Regions from separate parts of the Homo sapiens genome. Here region 2 is linked to region 1. Evidence: chromatin loops called from intact Hi-C (ENCODE). Cell type or tissue: mammary epithelial cell. All regions are shown on one strand. Each heading gives the region's core, and the rest is flanking DNA. Links, peaks and the distances in the headings are about the cores only. Region 1 has its middle 8.3 kb from the start of LINC01913. Region 2 overlaps EML4 (EMAP like 4).

Region 1 (6,815 bases), core at 827-5,826:
GCTAAATGAAATGACATGTTGGTGTGTTTATCTGCAAACAGCCACATTGACTACTCACTTATTACAATTTTGAAGCTTATTAAAACAAAAAATACAGAGTCTTGCTGTGTTGCCCAGGCTGGAGTGCAGGGGCATGATCTCAGCTCACTACAACCTCCGCCTCCTGGGTTCAAGCAATTCTCAGAACTCCGGGTGTGGTGGCGCATGCTGGGATTACAGGCATGTGCCACCATACCCAGCTAGTTTTTGTATTTCTAATAGAGACAGAGTTTCACCACATTGGCCAGGCTGGTCTTGAACTCCTGAGCTGAAGAGATCTGCCTGCCTCGGCCTTCCAAAGTGCTGGGATTAAAGGCATGAGCCACTGTGCCTGGCCTGAAGCTGATTTTTTAATAGTTTGATCAGAGCTGCTTATTTCTTGACCTCTTTCGGAGACCTTCTGGAAAATTCTGGTGTCAGAGAAGGAGCACTCAGGAATCAGGAGTCAAGAGTTGCAAACTAGGCTGGGTGCGGTGGCTCAAGTGTATATTCCCAGTAGTTTGGGAGGCCAAGGCGAGAAGATCCCTTGGGGACCAGGCCAGGAGTTCAATACCAGCCCGGGCAACATAGTGAGACTATGTCTCTTAAAAAAAAAAAAAATTAGCTAGACATGTACCTGTAGTCCCAGCTACTTGGGAGGCTGAGGTGGGAGGATCACTTGAGCACAGGAGTTAGAGGTTACAGTGAGCTATCATTGCATTACTGCACTCTGGCCTGAATGACAGAGTGAGACCCTTTCCCAAAAAATAAGAAGCAAAGAGTTGCAGACTAGATCTTGTTCTGTGAGGTTGCTTAACCGCTCTGAATTTCAGTTATAAAATGTGAGGGCATTGGTTAAACCTGCCCTTTGCTAGGATCCGTCTAATAACACCCTATATATCTTTGATTTCTCTGTGAGCTCTGCAGAGCTGACCATCTCCAAGACTGGGGGAAAGTGGTTGTATAAGGGCAGCTTCTTATAGGGAATGGCTGGGGAGCAGGGCTGTCCCCAGAGAGGTGATGGGCATTTATATAGTTTTTTCGGCATCACAGACACAGGATTAGCTTACACTAGCAACCACCTACACCCTCCCTTGGCATGAGCCTGGAGTCTGGGAGGACTCCACCTGGATGGGTGGCAGGTGGCATCAGCTCTTCACATCCATCCTTGGTTTCCCTTGGATCCCTCTCCATCACTGTCTTTATTCACCTCAGCCTCCCCCAGCTGGAGCCACAGGCAGCCCTGTCCCATTCCGGAGCCAGTTCTGACCAAGGCAGGAAATGGATGTGGAGCCTCCGCCTGCCACTGGAGGGAGGAGGGGGCTGGAATTAGGTCTCATGTTTTCAATCAGCAACAATCGCGCCTCGGTTAAACCTCAGAGGCGACGGTGGTAGCACCACTCAAAGCTTACATTAAGTTGTTTCCTCAGATGTGGGATCCAGAGGCTTAGGCACGACTCACAGGCTCCTGGGTGCCTTTCTCCTGCGCTCAAGTCTCCTTTCCTCAAATCCAAATGAGGACTGGGTGTGTCAGAGGCAGTCTGGCTGCCTGGGCAGCTCCTGAGTTCCAGAATTTCCTAATCTTCCTTACCCCCAATGGCATCTGCAGCAATTCCCAAGTCCATAATCTGACCATAGTATTGTCTGGCCTTCCAGACCCTTCCTTGAGGCTCATTTGGAGGCTGGGTGCCCCTGGGACAGTGCAGCCTTCCTTCTGACTGTTGGGGATAAACAGCTCAGGGTCCTACCCCAGGTCTGGACTCTGCTGGCATCTCTTCTAATGTCGGGGGTCATCTGTCAGTTAAGAACTACCCTGAGGAGTGGCCTCCAAAGATGGAACCATTAGCTCAGAGGCGCAACATACTTGGTTCCATAAGCCTGCCTCTTTTATGGCCCTAGGAAAGCAAGAGCAGATCAATACATGCTTTTTGAAAGAATCTCAGAGTTTGTGGCAGAACCATTCTGAGATGTGATTAGGACTTGGGACACACAGGTCTTCCTAAACTCTTCTTGAAGGACATTGATTGACCTGAACTGTAACTAATACTGGCTAAGCCAGAATCTTGGAAAAGGTAATATGAGGAAGGTTGTAGTGATAGGAGCTTTTGGTGTCTGAGGAGCAGAACTGAAAATGGAGAAGCCAAGGAGGGTAGAGAATTGGTCAGGGTGTCTGCCTAGAGGCAAGTAGACGCTGATTCTAGACAACAGGTGCTGGGCCTCAGACAGTGGGGGAACAGTGTGTGCTGGGATTGGCCCTCGGAGCATGCAGCGCCCAGGCTCAGGTTTGGTGCTCCTAAGCACGGCCCTGAACCACTGCTGGCCGGGGGGCATTCCTCTACCTCCAGGCTTCGCTGTGGCTCTGCTCTGAATTTGCTATTTGACAAGGATAGCCAGGAAGAGCAGTTCCCTCCCTTCCTCTGCCTGCGCCAACCCCATCAGCAGCCTGTGGTCAGAGGTGCCCTCCTACCCCCATTTCCATGGGTGCCCATGGGAGCAGCATTGGAGGGCAAATCCAGGAGGCCTCTCCCCACCTGCTGCCTCCATCACCCCCAGGGCTGCCTGGCCAGGCTATCTTGCTCACTTTCAGGAAAAGGATCACAGGGAAAGGAACCTCCAGAACCCTAGAAGAGAGACCTCAATGCCATAAGGAAGAGTCTGGGGCAGAGGGGACGGTGGAGGGTAGGGGAGGGAGTGAAGCCCACTTGAGCTTTTGAAAATCTTCCTCCCTTTGAGTCTTCCCCAGCCCTAAGGCTGTTGGTGGGGCATCAGCGACCCCTGCTGGCCACCACATCTGGGATTTCCTCTGCCCTCCAGACCTCCATAGCTTTCCCCTCTGCTTTCAAGCCTCCCCTTCTTCCCAGGTTGAGGATTCTCTTCTCCCCAGAGACCCCACTCCCCCTTCCCTACTAGCCTTGCCTGTCTGTCCCCAGTTTTCTTTTATCCTTTTCTTTTACATATTCCATTCCCTTTTTCTTCTGGCAGAACTCAGCTTCTGTCTTTTGGAGCCTCCCTGCAGAAAACCACCTGTAGGGAAGAGATGGATAAAGCAGTGATAAGGCACCTGGTAAAGCATAACACACAGGAATGTCCAGGGGCTCATCTGGGCTGGAACAATAGATCCCTTTAAATGTGCTATCTGTCCCTCATATTTCTTCCATTTCACTCCAAGCCGAAACAACTACAGTTTATTATTTTATTATTATTTTGAGATGGAGTCTCACTCTGTCATCCAGGCTGGAGTGCAGTGGTGTGATCTCGGATCACTGCAACCCCCACCTTCCGAGTTCAAGCAGTTCTCCCTGCCCCAGCCTCCTGAGTAGCTGGGATTACAGGTGCCCACCACTATACCCGGCTAATTTTTGTATTTTTAGTAGAGATGGGGTTTCGCCATGTTGGCCTGGCTGGTCTTGAACTCCTGACCTTAGGTGGTCCGCCTGCCTTGGCCTCCCAAAGTGCTGGGATTCCAGGCATGAGCCATCCTGCCTGGCTGAACTATGGTTTACTGAATGCCTATTCTGTGCCTGTCTGTGTGTAGGGGACATACTTTGTGCCTCACTTTGCTCCTGTCCAGAGGCACCAGTCTCATGTTGAGGCAGGAGAGGAATGGTTGTGGGAGGATGTGGGTGCAGTTGGATGTCCAGCTTGCCCTGCCCCAACCTCTCTATAACTCATGCTGGTCACAGTGATCAGGCTTTCTTTAGTCTCAGGGCACAAGATTCTCAAGCTTGGCCACCTCATTCCATAAAATAGATAAGAAGTAGCTGCCCAAGTGGAGTTCCCTCTCTTAGGCCTTTGTCAGTCTTGCTCTAGCCTTGGCCTCTGCAGTGTCCTGGGTTCTCATGGCTTGCCATCCAGATGCAGGGCATGCATGATGAGGGGTGTAGGTAGGGGATACACCCATCTCAGGAGGCCAGGACCAGAGTCCCCCGCCCACCTCAAAAGGGCCCCATGTAGGGGCTAAAGGCCGTGGTTAAGTCAGAGGATTTTTATTTTTCTTAAAAGGGAAAAAGCTAAGATACCCTAATAAAAATGAGGCTTATTCTAGAGCAGAAAGCTCTCAGCCTGAGCTCCAGTCCAACACAGATAGGCACTCACTTCCTGGCCCAGGCCTTAATTTCCCTATTATATGGGAGCTAGGATACCCCCCAAAGGTCCTTCTTTTTTTTTGCTCTGAAGTTCTGTGGTTCTATTTTTCTTGCTTTTGCATGGCCAGGCAGACTAGGATGCAGCTTTGATCTACCTTGCGCCAGCTACCTCCCACCCACTCACGTGGATTCTAGGCTTTCATTTTTGCTGGAGTAATATTTTTCTGATGTTTATTTTTAAAAGTTCTGCATCTGTGGTGACCATCTCCCATTTGGAAAATTAACTACTTACAGATGTTGTGTGTGGCACAGCATTCTCCCAGGCAATGAAACCGCTGGGGTTTGGCTATCATTTCAAAAGTAAGAGGAGGGAAGGAAAGATGTATGTCTCTGATGTAGGTGTCAAAACTTCTTGACCTTCTGTAAAATGCCCAAATGTGATTTACTTTTATAAATTGAAGAGTGGAGAATTTCTTAAGCCTTGAGAGCCCAAGTGTTAAAAAACTCAAATGGAAATGGTCATATGTGGGATGTTTATGGTCATTTGTGGAATGTTTGCAGAGGGAAGGCACTAGCTGCGCGGCTGGGGCTGAGTGAACTCCTATGCTGTGCATAGAATACAGAGCTTAGCCCTCATCACCCCCATCCCCATGGTCAGCTGTGGCCAGTCAAGGCAGTGATTTATGTTGCTTTCCAGGATCTAGGTAAAGTGCATCCCAGCCTTGAGCAGAACCAGCAGATCCTTCTGACTCCAGGGTGCTGTGAAGACTCACTGGCTCTCTACCCTGTGTCATCCACCCGACCTTGACTTTCATTTTTGATTTCTGCCCTCCCTAGGAACTTGCACACGTCCTCCTCAAGACCTCCATCTCCAGGCATCACCCTTGCTCCTCTCCTCCCACACAACAGAAAATAGTTCCAGGATTAAAAAGACATTTTGTAAGATCCCAGTGAACTCTCACACAAAGCTCATTTTTTGTTTTCTTATTCATTGGCCACCCCCAGCTTCCGCCTCCTCAACAGTTGTCAAATACAGGCTCAACTCGAGAGAAGGAGCCATAGCCAGCTCTTTGTGTGGATGTTGATGCTGTGTATGTGTGCGGTGTGTGTGTATCTGCAGAGTGGGGTTTGTCTATGTGGAGTGTACACGTGTGCTGGTATTTGTGGCTGGGAGGAACCAACAGGACAAGAGCTCCTTTCCCCAGATGGGGCTTGCCCTGGCTGAGACATCTTTCTTGCCTGGATCTGGGACAGCTTCCTTTTTGCTACTGTTCCATTTCTGTCTCTGTTGATTTCTCCTGTCTTTGTTTCTTTCTACCAGAAGGTTCCTGCAGCCTTTGTCCTGTGAGAATGACTAAGGATAAATAAAAATTTGAGTAGCAGAGGAACTCAGAGACTGTCTCTCAAGTCTAATGAATCTGACTGCTTTAAATGTGAGAAGACTGAGGCTCGTTCTGTGCAGTGCGTTTGAACAGAAAGTTCATGCTTGTTCCACATCAGCAGGTTTAAACATTGTGTTAATGTTTTGTATCTCTGGTAAGATTTTTTGAAAGAGACACTCAAAAAGTGGGGGGAGCATAAGTACTATTCATTATAGGCAGATGGATGAGGATTTAGAATGTGGAGATTTGGAAGACAAAACTCAAGCTAGACACAATTTGTTTTCAAGGGAGAAAAATTAGGCAAAAAGTTAATGTCACTTATTCAAGATTTAGTAGAATAAATATGGGAGAAATAAATTGAGTGTGTGGTAAATTTATGAATAGTGACAGTGTTTCCTCTTGGAATGTGATAACTACTAAAAAAAAACTGCATGCAATAATAGCAATTCAGTAGGTGATATGATTTGGCTGTGTCCGCACCCAAATCTCAACTTGAATTGTATCTCCCAGAATTTCCACGTGTGGTGGGAGGGAGCCAGGGGAAGGTAATTGAATCATGGCAGCTGGTCTTTCCCCTGCTATTCTCCTTATAGTGAATAAGTCTCACCAGATCTGATGGGTTTATCAAGGGTTTCTGCTTTTGCATTTTCCTCATTTTCTCTTGCGACTGCCATGTAAGAAGTGCCTTTTGCCTCTTGCCATGATTCTGAGGCCTCCCCAGCCATGTGGAACTATAAGTCCAATTAAACCTCTTTTTGTTCCCAGTTTTGCGTATGTCTTTATCCGCAGCATGAAAACGAAATAATACAGTAGGAAACATTGATAAGTTGTACACTTTAATCTTCTTCTACGTATATAACAAAGAGAAACAATTCTTTTTCAAAGAAATAACATGGAAATTTGTCAACCATGTCGATCATTTAAAAGAGGCATGTCTAGACTAAGTGGGAGGAAGAAGGGAAGAAGGAGATAGATGAAGGACAAAGTCCACTGATGGAAAATAATAGCATGTGGATTAGGGTTCCCTTTCAGTAACTGGACGAATATGGGGAAAACTTTGTCTGCATGTTAGCAAATCAGAGAATACATCTTTATCTAGTATTCTTTCATCTCAAAATAAATATCAAACAAAAGATGAATTTTTAGGCTCTAAATCTGGGACAAAGAGAAGGAAATGGATAATTGTTTGCTAAGTGATCACACAGAGAACCTTTTCTTATTGTGCAAGACTTATTGTGAAGACTTTGAAGGGCTCCTCTCAATTTGGCTATCATTTCAAAAGTAAGAGGAGGGAAGGAAAGATGTATGTCTTTGATGTAGGTGGCAAAAC
Region 2 (6,815 bases), core at 1,130-6,129, 460 kb before region 1:
CAAAGGTGACTGATGTCCTCAAATAAACTCCCTGCTGATCACTGAGAGCTGTATTCCCCAGGTACTTAAAGAAATGCTCTTTCTTCTCCAAGAACTGCCTGTTCATGTCAGTATATTTCTTGCAGGGAGTATAGCACATGCTGATCTGATGATGTAATAATCATTGCTAACAGACAGATATATATGCCTGATACTTACTGGCGCGCTCCGATAAGTATGTACAGAACATACATACTGAAGAAAGATGGGTTGCTTGGAATCTCTCTTCTTTTGAAGAGAACTATTTTGAGGTTTTTTAACAGTTGTAAACAAAAGGAAAGATATACAGATACCTATACACATAGAGATCTACACTGAGTATTTTCAACGTGGTGCATATCTTCTTATCTAGAGATACACACAGTGTCTCCACTCGCCCCTTCACACACACCCACACCCTTCCATACAGCGTGTGAATATAAATGTTGTAAATGTCCTTGGGAGTTCACTGGAGTTTTCATATTACCAAATGATGATGAAATACCTGATTTGTATTACTCCTGAGAAGATATTAGAAGGGAATGACAGTTCTGATGCACTTTGGAATGGCACAATCACGTAAACGCCTGCATACTTAAGACTTCTTAACTCATCCAAAGTTTCTAAACATGATTTGACCAAAAAAATAGAAAGTATCAAAACAATGCAGCAAGTTAAAAAATCAAAACAAAATACTTTTTTATAATCAAAGTATAAACATATAGGAAATACATATTTGTCAGTAATTACTCTTAAAGTAGGAAATGTACTGAAAACCATAGCTAGCCAACAGAACTTAAAAAAAATACCTTTCCAATGCATAATACATGCATTGCCCAAAAGAGTAGGATAGCCACATTAGACTTACAAGACTTACAGCAACTCCACCAGAAAAAAACTGCTACACAGCAAGTCTGTTAAGTATGCTGTTGGTAAAAAAAACTGCTGTGACTGTTACCCACACTTCTGTAAAAAAAAGAATTTGCAATTTGATGAGTATCTTATCCCTCATATAATCTGTATAAAATTACAACAAAACCAATAAATTTCAAGCACCAATTCAATAATCTAAACTTACTGTATTTATATTTCTCCTATTACTGAGGGAACAAATTATGATGAAGGCTTAGCTGAAATTAGCCAGGTAATTATTACAGTTTAGTTTTAAAGGCATGTGGTTTTCCTTCCATTCACTTGAATCTCAAACATTTGAGAATGTTTAGGCTAGTAAAGGACTCCTTGGAGGAATCCATCATTTCTGAGTATTGAAGGTTTTAATATACATTGAAAGCTCTTTAACAAACCAATGCTCTCTTAGTTCTAGGATAAAACAGAGTTGCACACAAGAAATTAAGGGACTGTTCCTCATTATGACTTAGAAAAGGCAGCACCTCTCTAGTAGACTAAGAGCATGTCTGGACATCCACTGGTAGTGTAAGAAAACGGCATTTTTTAAAGAAGGCAACACCATTGCACTTGGCAAAACTGAAGTTTTTCTTAATTAAAAATTTTCCATTACACATTTGGGGTGAGAGGGTATCTCAGTAAGAGTACATTTTTTTCTGGTTTCTTTTTCAGGAAAAAAAAAAAAAAAAGTAGTACAGTCTGAGCCAGTAGATGAGTAACAGTGTTTGTGATACCTCTGGTTGTTCCTGAAGAAAACATGTTCAGATAACAAGGGGGTTTGTTTTCAAAATCAATGCAACTGCTGTTTTTGTTTCCAGTATTTACATCACACCACTTAGGTACACAGTAATTTGTGAGACATCATTAATGATTCAGTCTTCTCCTAGTATTAAGTTTGGTTAATTTTCAATAAACACCAAACTAAAACTTTAAGTTGGCTGTATTTGAGAGACTGAAAATAAGACTATTGAAGAAAACAAATCACATGGAAACCAAAATCTCAATCAACAGTGATTCTCCATCACTGCCCATCCTGTTACCTGAACTTTATCACAAAATCACATGCAGCTGAAGGAAAAGAGTTGCACTGAAGCCAGGGTGTTAGGACGAGGGCGAAGGGTCTTGCTGGTCCTCCAGAAGGGTGGCTTTGGCCTGCTCCTTGCTTATCTCGTTGCATGGCTCTTCATAAAGAGGCTCACCAAGGTCTCCGCTGCCCTCTTCACTCTCCTCCTCGCTGTGGTCTTCACTTGGCTCCACAGTTTGTTCCAGGCTGTTCTCCAGAAGTGTGGGAGAACTGCTTATTCTACTTTCCTCTTCAGCTGTCTCATTTAAGGGCTGAGAAGGAGGCGGTGTGGGAGTATTAGATTGGATGACACTTTCAGTGGAAGAGACGGGGGCTTTGGTTAGAGTAGTATCCGCTACAGTCTCATTCTGAGGCAAAGATAACTTTTCCACAAGTTTCCACTGAATGATGCTCATGTCTTTTCCACCAGTTGATATCAGGTGACTGTCATTGTGAGTAAAACTGACATTGGTGACATGGCTGCTGTGGGCACTGTACTTGTGACTGGGAGCCTATATGAAATAAATCAGACAGACAGGAAAATTAAACTCATTCTTGACATGCCTGTTTCAGAAATGGAGGTGATACGTAAGGGGGGTAAACTCAGCTTGTGAAATGGGCAATCCAATTTAAAGCCAGAAGTCATCAAATCTCAGGAGTAAGGCTAGCCGTTATTTCCTTTTATTATCACTTTACATAGGAAAAACGAAACAGAAGAATTGGACATCTCTGTATTTTCACACTATATGTTTAAAAAAATAGCTAAAAGTCTGTCTCTTCTAGATGTTGGTCGTATACTTGCCAGAGCTTAGTAATTATTCTTCTGAAATGGTTAGGGGAACATTTACTATGTTGGTAGGATTACAGGACATTCGGGAAACAGTTCCATTAGTTTTATAACGTTGAATATGTATCCAACAAATAAAATATTTTAAAATATTTAGGAGAGATTTTAAATTGCCAACAAATCAAAATAAAAAGCAACCGGACAATAAAGAAACAGGAATAACATCATCGGTCGTCATTTCTACAGCTCACTTCTCCTTAGCCTTAGGAAGGGGGAGAAGACAAGCACTGCCTGGATGGATGCTCACCGATGGCCCTTATCTCCCTCTGTGCACTGGAGTATCATGGAGAGGAATCAGTAACCTATATTTTCTTGCTATGGATGCAAAATCATCCCTGGACAGAAGGCCTTATAACATTAGTTTCTATTAAAGTGAGTTTACCTTTGCTTTGGAGCAGGGATACTGAAACAGATGGACTTTACAAAAGTCATCGGCAACAGCTATCACCTTTCTATTGTGGGATCGCACCAGTGCATTGATATCTGTCCCATCAGATCCTTCTGGCCAGACACCTTTGATATGGAAACACAGGGATGCAGAAAAATTAGCTGAAGAAATATAACTGTGATGCTATATATGTTTATTTTATTTTAGAATCTGTTTAGCTTTTATCTATGTTCAAACTCTTAGCTGTTAACATTTCCTTTACAAATTTCTCAGTGGCTCACACTGTTCTTCATTCAAATCAAGTCCTGTCCAAAATCTAACTAATAAAAAACCAAAATAGCCCCAAAATGGAAAACTTAAAGACTCAATGGTACTCAATGGTAACCAGCAGGTGGTGCTAATAATTTATTTTACTTTCAGCTTGACTTACACCTCAGCAATAAGCTCTTCCTTTTTAAAGTTTCTGGATGGAGGGAATCAGTTACTTGTATAGACAAGGTTCAAAAACAAAGCCATAACACCAAGTCTTCGAAGTGGAGTCTAGGTTTTCTTTCAGGCAAGCACCTCCAAGAAAACCTCAGAGAGATTATTTCTTTTAGAAAGCATAGGCCATCCACTAGTTTAGCATGCTATCCCATGTAATTTTCCTGGAAAGATTATGTCCCAAGATAAGACACGTCAAATTTAATTATTCTGAATCATTATGCAGCACTAATGATCATGTCGAACATAATTTTCACAAACCTCTATTAGGCTAGATTGAAACTATGGAAGATTTAAGGGTTGAGATGTTGGCCACTTGTGGTTGAATGCTACTCTAGAGAACAAATATGTTTTTGGTAAATTTGCTAAAAACAAGTCAAAATACTTTAAAATTGGTCTCTCTTAATAATTTAAATAAATAATGTCTTCATTAAAATAACCACAGAAGCTACCAGCTATGGGTCACTGCTTCATTTTCACGTAGAATAATGAAATTGTTTATGGACAGAATTATTTTGTTTTTAATTCCTTCCTGGCCTATTAGGCTTCTCTGTCTTGATAGCACTTGTGTTTAGAACAACCACCTATAATGGATTATTTTCCTAATGCACATAGCATAAAGAAATGTTCAGATCTATGATCAGGCTGGAGAACCCAATTTTCAGAAGGCAGAGATAAATTGTTAAAGAGAAAATATTAATTTTTGTGTATTGCTTTAGGTATTGGTGCCACATCCATATCCAGTATTTTAATTACCTGAGCATAACACTTCTTTTTAATTCTTTGCAAATAACGCTTTATTATTTTAACTTTTCCATCTATCTTCTAACCCTTTCAGAAGGATACCTAAATACTGAGGAAGGCTTAGAAAACAGTCATAGAGGTCGGATTTCCAGAAAGTTACAAAACGTCAGATTAGGAAGAAGCCCCACATAGTTATCTTTATATAATTCTCCTAAAAATGCCTTTGTATTTCAACAAGTGGTGTAAGGCAACTAGACATCCACACGCAAAATAATAATAAAATACACTGACAAGGACATGGAGGAACCAGAACCCTCGTACACTGCTGGTGGAAATGTAAATGTAGTCACTGTGGAAAACAGTCTGGCAGTTGCTCAAAAGAGTAAACATACAGTTACCATTTGACTCAGCAATTCTACTCCTAGGTAAATACCCAAGAGAAATGAAAACATGTCTACACAAAAACCTGCACATGACTGTTCACAGCAGTGGTATTCATAATAGCTGAAAAGTAGAAACAGCCCAAGTGTCCATCAGCTGATGAATGAATTAACAAAATGTCATCTATCCATACAATGGGATATTACTCAGCCATAAAAAGAGTAAAGTACTGATGTATGCTACAACGTGGATAAACCTTGAAAACGTTATGCTAAATCACAGAAGCTAGTCTCAGTGGATCAAATATTGTATGATTCCCCTTATATAAACTATACAGAAAAGGCAAATCAATAACAGATTAGTGGTTGCTGGGGGGTGGGGTAGAGGATAAGAGAGATGGGGTAACTGTTAATGGGTACAGAGTTTCTTTGTGGGGTAATGAAAATGTTCTAAAATTAGACCTTGATGGTCACACAACTAAGTATACAAAAACCACTGAATTTTACACTTTATTTATTTATGAGCTGGAGTCTCACTCTGTCACCCAGGCTGGAGTGCAGTGGCACAATCTCAGCTCACTGCAGCCTCTGCCTCCCAGGTTCAAGCAGTTCTCCTGCCTCAGCCTCCCACGTAACTGGGATTACAGGTGCACGTCACCACGCCCAGCTAATTTTTGTATTTTTAGCAGAGACAGGGTTTCACCATGTTGGCCAGGCTGGTCTCGAACTCCTGAACTCAGGTGATTTGCCCACCTCGGCCTCCCAAAGTGCTAGAATTACAGGTGTGAGCCACTGCGCCCAGCCTGAATTTTACACTTTAGGTGAATTGTATGGCATGTATCTCAAGCTATTTAAAAATGCCTTTCCAAATTTAATAACTTCAATTTTCACTTAAAGAAAAACGGGAAGGTAATCTGTACTACTATGTAAATTCCTTGTCTTTCATATTAAGGACCAAAAGTGCTTGATTCTGCAAAATACAAATCCCATGTTGGTTCAATCCTAATACATTTAATTTCTCTGAGGCTGACATTAATAGTGATAAAGCTAAAGAATACACAGACTATTTTTCATTTATAAATTTAAGCAAGTAAATATTATATATAAAAAACCCACAAACCACTTCTTTACATCAGGTGTCATTTCCTTACCAAATACTTGAAATCCTAGCACACAGGTATATGTCGTCCAATCAATGTCCTTACAATCCGATCGATTCCTGATTAGTTTGCAGCCATTTGGAATGTCCCCTTTAAATTTAGAAACAGGAAGTATAATCATAGTGCTTGTGTACAAATGTATTTGAAAGTGCATCTTGATTCAAACTAGCCACGTTTACTTGTATTTATAATCCATACACTGAAAAACATTAAGACACATTTAAAAAGGAAAAGAAAGTGTTCACTTTAACAGGGTTTATAAAACTACAAACTGTTTCCCATGGAAGTTTTTTTTTTCCTCTAAAAAGCATAAATGCCCATCTATCATATTCCTCCCTGCCTCCAGGAGAAGTAATTAAATGAAAAACCATTCAGAGCAGCATCAATTTGACAGAGTAATTTCTTATTACTATATGTGCCTTCTGTTCTACACTATTAACATTAATTCATTACTCTTGGAGAAGTGAATCACATTTGAGATTCTCATTACCTTAGCTCAGCATAACATATGCTTTGTCAGGTTAAAGAGGTTGGCAAGCATTCTCTGCACAATTCAGATTCCATGCAGCCTGTTCATTAGCGCCCCTGACAGACACATCTTAGCATATATATATATATATATATATATATATATATATATAAATATAATCATAGCATATATATATATATATAAAATCATTCATACTTACAGTACAATATTTCATAGTCTCCCGAGTTAGACATTATATACTTGTTGTCTGGGGACCAGTCAAGGTGTGTGATGTAGCTGGAATGTCCCTAGAAAATAACAGATAAATTGTTAGAAAGCATTTAGAGTTCTGAATGA

What was found. A loop is a pair of places that touch in the nucleus more often than their neighbours do. Peaks named below come from ENCODE experiments on the same cell type or tissue, not always from the same donor. Only the 100,000 strongest peaks of a DNase experiment are listed, where the experiment ranks them.
Region 2: a loop joins it to region 1, with 6 times the contacts of the local background. A loop is called at or near these places in 28 of 110 quality-filtered maps.

What each region holds. Positions count from the first base shown.
Region 1 is chr2:41,865,883-41,872,697 of GRCh38, reverse strand. It overlaps the pseudogene RNU4-63P. Among named protein-coding and RNA genes, the nearest start is that of LINC01913, 8.3 kb to the left of the region's middle. RefSeq lists a silencer at 2,781-2,880. In mammary epithelial cell, for the core only: CTCF peaks have their summits at 1,347 (motif pointing right) and 2,796 (motif pointing left); no DNase peak of the experiment used is centred there.
Region 2 is chr2:42,325,418-42,332,232 of GRCh38, reverse strand. EML4 (EMAP like 4) reads right to left here. Exons shown (of 23, transcript NM_019063.5): 20 at 6,679-6,766; 21 at 5,981-6,079; 22 at 3,217-3,347; 23 at 1-2,499. The coding sequence ends at 2,026. Among named protein-coding and RNA genes, the nearest start is that of COX7A2L, 32 kb to the left of the region's middle. In mammary epithelial cell, for the core only: a CTCF peak has its summit at 3,614 (motif pointing right); no DNase peak of the experiment used is centred there.